Regions from separate parts of the Homo sapiens genome. Here region 2 is linked to region 1. The links are chromatin loops, found by intact Hi-C in ENCODE. Cell type or tissue: heart left ventricle. All regions are shown on one strand. Links, peaks and the distances in the headings refer to the core of each region. The heading gives the core; the rest is flanking DNA. Region 1 overlaps NMNAT2 (nicotinamide nucleotide adenylyltransferase 2). Region 2 holds the start of NMNAT2 (nicotinamide nucleotide adenylyltransferase 2).

Region 1 (2,906 bases), core at 92-2,591:
AGGCAAGGATGGGAGGGAAGGTGCCTGGGCTGGGCTGAAAGCTCCTGCACTCCACTTCCCTGCAGTTCCAGCCTGGTCACCACCTGCTGCCTTCCCACGCAGTCTCCTTGGCCAGCAGAGCTCAGCCTTAGGACTTCTCATTGTATTCCAGTGTATTTCTCTTTCCTTAGTCCAGAGATGTATTGTGGCAAGCTTGAGCCATGGCCTTGCTTGCCTTCCTAGCGCCTGGGGCAGGTGGATCAGGCACTCCTCATCCTGACTCAAGGAGTCCCCTCCAGGAGAGGACAGTGGTGATCAGTATTGCACAGCGTACTGCTGTGTTCACTTCCATTAGCTCACGGCTACCTCGGGAGGGGCAGGGGCCTCTGCTTACTCTTCTTGCTCCATAGCAGTTCTGGAGTTATGGTGAGCCAGCCGCCAGGGACCAAAAATGCTGCTGGGGAGTGACCTCTCACCTCTGGCTTCCCTGAGGCTCTGCCTGTCCCCTTCCACATCCCCTGTGCTCGCTGAGAGGGAGGGTCTACCTGCATGTGATGGAGAAAGGACAGTGTGGGGTAGAGAATGGAGAACACTTAGGTTCCGAGAAAGGACAGCTCAGCAGCCACAGCTGTCAGATTGGGCTCAGGTCCTGGCATGGTCCAGGTGGTGGCTGCATGCAGTGGAAACTGGGATGGGCTGCAGGGCCCGGGCTTCACATAGCCCGGATTCCTGGGAGGGGAGTGTGGACAGAGAGTGTGCATTCTGGCTCGTGGCCCTGGATCAGCGTGACCTGGGGAAGGAGGCTAGCCCAGAGGAGCTGGAAGGGAGCTCGCTGCCTCCCGACTCCTGCGCTGTGTGAGGCGCTGGGGCTCACGTGTCCCCTTTTTTAATATTTCCTTCCACACTAAATGAGGAGGAAAAGCCATTTTCTCCTAGCTCCATTAGCGTCTGTTGACCCTATTTACATGCTCCTAACAGCTGACTGCTCCTCCAGGGCTGCCCTAGACCACAGGCTGTTGGGCTGGAAACTTGCCTTAGCCTCATAGGACAAACTGGGAGAAGTCACTGCTGCCCTCCAGTGGCCATATGTGGGATCTCAAGCCCTGCTGGGGCCGCTTGTCTGACTTAAATGTTTGCACTGGTCCTGCAAGAAAGGGTGGCAGAGACCGTACTCTTGAACTCTTTGTGCTTTGGCTTAAAACATAAAAGTCCCATATTATATTTGGTTGGGATAGTGTGTCCCTGGCTTGGGAATAGGAAAGAGATTTATTTTCATGGCTGTAAGCAGGGATTTTTAACCTTGGCACTAATTGACATTTGGGAACAGATGTGTTGGGGAGGGGGGCTTCCCTGTGCATTGTAGGATGTTTAGCAGCACTCCTAGCCTCCACCCACTAGATGCCAGTAGCATGCCACCCTCTCCCTCCAGTCCTGACATCCAAAAATGTCCAGACATTGCCCAATGTCCCCTGGCAATTGCAAAATTGCCCTCAGTTGAGAACCAGTGATGAGAGAAAGCTGAGGGCCAGCACATTCCCTGTTGACATGACCATCTAATTCAGGGCTGTCCAATCTTTTGGCTTCCCTGGGCAACATTGGAAGAGGAAGAATTATCTTGGACCACACATAAAATACACTAACACTAGGCTGGGCGCGGTGACTCAAGCCTATAATCCCAGCACTTTGGGAGGCCGAGGCTGGCGGGTCACCTGAGGTTGGGAGTTCAAGACCACCCTGACCAACATGGAGAAACCCCATCTCTACTAAAAATACAAAATTAGCCGGGTGTGGTGGCACATGTCTGTAATCCCAGCTGCTCAGGAGGCTGAGGCAGGAGAATTGCTTGAACCCAGGAGGCGGAGGTTGCGGTGAGCCGGAGATCACGCCATTGCACTCCAGCCTGGGCAACAAGAGCGAAACTCCATCTCAAAAAAAAAAAAAAAAAAAAAAAAAATACACTAACACTAACAATAGCTGATGAGCAAAAAAAAAGAAAAAAAGTCGCCAAAAAAAAATCTCATAATGTTTTAAGAAAGTTTACATGCCGAGTGTAGTGGCTCATGCCTGTAATTCCAGCACTTTGGGAGGCCACGGTGGGCAGATCACTTGAGGTCAGGAGTTTGAGAACTGCCTGGCCAACATGGTGAAACCCCCTCTCTACTAAAAATACAAAAATTAGCCAGGTGTGGTGGCAGGCACCTGTAATCCCAGCTACTTGGGAGGCTGAGGCAAGAGAATTGCTTGAACCTGAAAGGCGGAGGTTGCAGTGAGCCAAGATCGTGTCACTGCACTCCAGCTTGGGTGACAGAGGGAGATTCTATCTCCAAAAAAAGAAAAAAAAAAGGAAGTTTACGAATTTATGTTAGACTGCATTCAAAGCCACCCTGGGCCACATGTGGCCTATGTGCCTTGGGTTGGACAAGCTTGATCTAACTGAACTTATAGGCAGTCAGAATTACAGAGACGTGCCCTTTCAACAGAGAACTGACCTAGAACCCTGGGTGGCTCCAAGTGGGCCTGAGGAACAACAGAATCCGAGAAATAAGCCTAGTCTGGCTCCTGTCAGCAATACCAAGTGTGGTTCCTCTCCACAGTTGGGGAGTTGGGCCAGAAATCCTATGGCGCAACGCAGAGGCGCCACTGACTCAGGCAAACATTCTCCCCAGTGACCCCATGCTGCAAGAGCAGAGGCCACGATAGTCACCACAGCCCTCCCAGATTGCCCGGAAGGCAGCCTGCAGGATCTCTGTTGTCAGCTCATCTGTTGCCTTACCCATTCAACATGCCTGAGCACCTACTGTATGCCAGTGACTCTGCCAGACCCTGGGGCTGTAAAGATAAAGGAAAATCCCTGCACACAAACAGATCATTAGACTAAGGTATGTTAGAGAGGAGAGAAGACAGGATGCAGGAATATTTCATAGTTA
Region 2 (2,906 bases), core at 297-2,796, 140 kb before region 1:
GCAGAGCAATACAAAAGCAGCCTCGGATCTAGCCGGAGCTGCAAGCGTTAAGGGGAGGCGGAGAGTGACGCGGTTTGCGTCTGGAGCGGCTCCTTGGAGTCCACAGCATCCACCGCCGGAGCCTCGCCTTCCTTTCTCCCTCTGCAGACACAACGAGACACAAAAAGAGAGGCAACCCCTAGACCACCGCGAAGGACCCATCTGCACCATGACCGAGACCACCAAGACCCACGTTATCTTGCTCGCCTGCGGCAGCTTCAATCCCATCACCAAAGGGCACATTCAGATGTTTGGTGAGTCCTCCCGCCCACCTCTGGAAGCCGCTTCCGCTCCTCTCCTTTCCCAGGCACCTGTGTTTTCCAGGGCGATCGAACGGGAAGGCGTGTGCCCCTTCGGAGGGGTGGGCCGGCTCATCCAGCTGGTGGAGGTCGGCCCCTTCATTTTGGACTCAGGGGAGGGTACGCAGACTGCGTTTCCGAGGCGTCACTTGCCGGGGCCAGACCCGGCTCGCAGGGGGCCAAAGGTGGGGGATGGGAGGGGACTAGAGATGAGTATCATTTGGGGCTGGGCAGGGGTTCGAGATACCAGAACTGGAGTGTGGCGGTGCGGTGGTTCGGCTACCAGGCTGGCGAAGACCGGGATGGGGGCAGAGGTTGGGGCGCCGAGTAGGGGAGGAAGGGGCTGGAGATAACGTGCTGTTTGTTTAGGATGGGCCGAAAGCTCGAAGGAGTTAAATCATGTATGTGCCTGGGATTCGCAAACACACTCGCGCCCGACACACCGGTGACAGGGGCTGGGGCTTCAAGATTAATTTCGGATTTGGCTGGTGATTCTGGGCGGCCCAGGGACCAGTGTTTGGGAATTGTGGGCCGTGTATTGCCCGCGCGAGGTGGATGCTGAGTGAATAGGGAGGGGGCCCTTTTCCGCCTAGGTTCGGCCTCAGGGACCCGCTGCCTAGGACGGGGAGGGGGCCGGGCGGAGGCTGCGGGAGGCCCTGCGCGAGCCGGAGCCGAAGGATCGGGGCCCAAGTTGGCTGAGGCTCTGCCCAGGGTGGCGATGGCACTCGGAAGGCTTGAGGCGTCTAGTGTGTGTACGAATGTGCGAATGACTGTGTGTGAGTATATGCGTGTGCGTGTTGGGGGGAGGGGACTTATCGCGCGTTTGTTTCTTAGAAGCTTTGGGGCGTGGAGTCAGAGAGAGCGAGCGGGGGCATCCGGCTGGCTGGTTCGGGGTCCAGCAGCGGTAGGGGAAAGGTGATCGATAGATGCCTATTGGAGGTCTCGCGCCACCGGTGGGAAGCCACGCGGCTTCGCAGCTGCTCGTAGGACTCAAAGGCGTGGGGCATGAGCGTTTAGACACGGAAAGAGGGACGCGGAGGTCACTTTAGAAGCAGGAATTGAGAAGTTAGAAGTTGGGGGTGCTTTTTCTTGAAACTGAGAGAAGCGAGGAGTAGGGAAAAGCGAGTGGGCTGGGATGGATGAGAGAGCGTGTGGGAGGCCCTGACCTGGCCCGCCAGCAAGGCGCTCTCCAGAGGCGGCGGTGCTGAAATGCAGGGCGCGCCGGAGCTGGATGCGGGCACACGTGTTTATCCGGAGCCTGAGGACTGCGCGAGCCCTCCTAGGGAGGTTTAGTGAAAACCACACCACAGCGGTAAAGACAGGGCGAGGTGGCTTAGGCTAAAAATATTCATCTTTAAACTTAAAAGGTGCGCTGAACTGGGCTCGCTTGTTAAAAACCTCATGGAAAGAATATAGAACTACTTTGAGCAAAGGGCAAATCGGGTAGGCATATCTACACGATAGAAGGAGGGAGGCTGAGAGATAGCCATCCCTTCTTCACCATTCCTTCAGCTTTCAAAAGTCTTTTATTAAGAACCAATGCCAACTTGCCTGTTAAATAAGGACTTCTGTTCCAGCATCAGGGTAGACAAGAGCATGTCATCAGTCTTCTAAGGACTATCAGTGCCCTAAGAACACTCCACTTTCACTTTCCTTTGATGCTGGTGTCTTCATCCCTTTCCTTCTTTTCCTGTCTGTCCATATGTCCTCTAGCACTTTATGTTGATGCGCTTTACTCCTCTCCCTTGACCAGGCAATGATGGGTTTTCCTTTGGAACCAAGAGAAAGGAGGAGTAGGGAAGAGCCATTGGGCTGGGGATGAAACTCTGTGGCTCTAAGAATCTTTGATGACCCAGCAGGTACTGCTCCTTTCTTCCTGAAGCTAGGAAATCCCAGTTGTTTTAGATTACAAGAGAAACAGATTTGGATTGAGAACCAAAGATTCTGTCTTGTAGCTGAAGATTCTTTGTTAACAGTAATAAAGGCTTTTGTTAAGCGAATGCTGACCTGCCAATTCTCCATGAGCTTCAAGGATAGACTATGTGGAAATAGACCTGAGTTGCAGTGGAAGGGTTTAGATATAGAAAGGTGAAAGGAGACTTTTGGCAGTAACGATTATTTACTTAGTATAAGAACTGAGGACCAGGGCAGAATGTGAACAAAGTCCTTTGCATGTCCATTAAAGTATAATTCAGAGAGTAATACAAAAAAAGGATATAATATGTTCACTCACTATGGCTTTAAGGAGTTTATTACCTAATGAAGAATTTAGCACATAAACAGGTGAAAATGAGGCAAGAATAAGAACACAAAATACACATTCAACTATTTTTGGTAGAATGTCTTATTGGAATCTTTGAGCTCTGGATAAATTTTATAATTTATTTTTGTAGAGCAGTTCTGGTTAACAAAGCCATTTCATCTATGTTATGTTACTTATTCCTGTTAAAAACCTTATAAGAAAAACATTATTACCCTTATTTTACAAATGAGAAACTGACAGAAGCCAAGTGACTTATGAACACACATGGAGAATGGGTGGCACTGAGACTTGAGCCTCATGTTCCT

Evidence for each region. A loop is a pair of places that touch in the nucleus more often than their neighbours do. Peaks named below come from ENCODE experiments on the same cell type or tissue, not always from the same donor. Only the 100,000 strongest peaks of a DNase experiment are listed, where the experiment ranks them.
Region 2: it touches region 1 in a loop (2.6-fold over the local background); 6 of 110 quality-filtered maps call a loop at or near these places.

What each region holds. Positions count from the first base shown.
Region 1 is chr1:183,279,803-183,282,708 of GRCh38, reverse strand. The region is part of intron 7 of NMNAT2 (nicotinamide nucleotide adenylyltransferase 2); the gene reads left to right. Among named protein-coding and RNA genes, the nearest start is that of LAMC2, 95 kb to the right of the region's middle. RefSeq lists enhancers at 817-876, 2,449-2,906 and a silencer at 1,087-1,136. In heart left ventricle, for the core only: a CTCF peak has its summit at 1,062 (motif pointing left); DNase peaks (open chromatin) are centred at 718 and 1,038; H3K27ac peaks cover 1,594 bases.
Region 2 is chr1:183,415,570-183,418,475 of GRCh38, reverse strand. NMNAT2 (nicotinamide nucleotide adenylyltransferase 2) reads left to right here and starts at 96. Exons shown (of 11, transcript NM_015039.4): 1 at 96-293. The coding sequence starts at 209. In heart left ventricle, for the core only: no CTCF peak of the experiment used is centred there; a DNase peak (open chromatin) is centred at 1,545; H3K4me3 peaks cover 1,263 bases; H3K27me3 peaks cover 2,062 bases.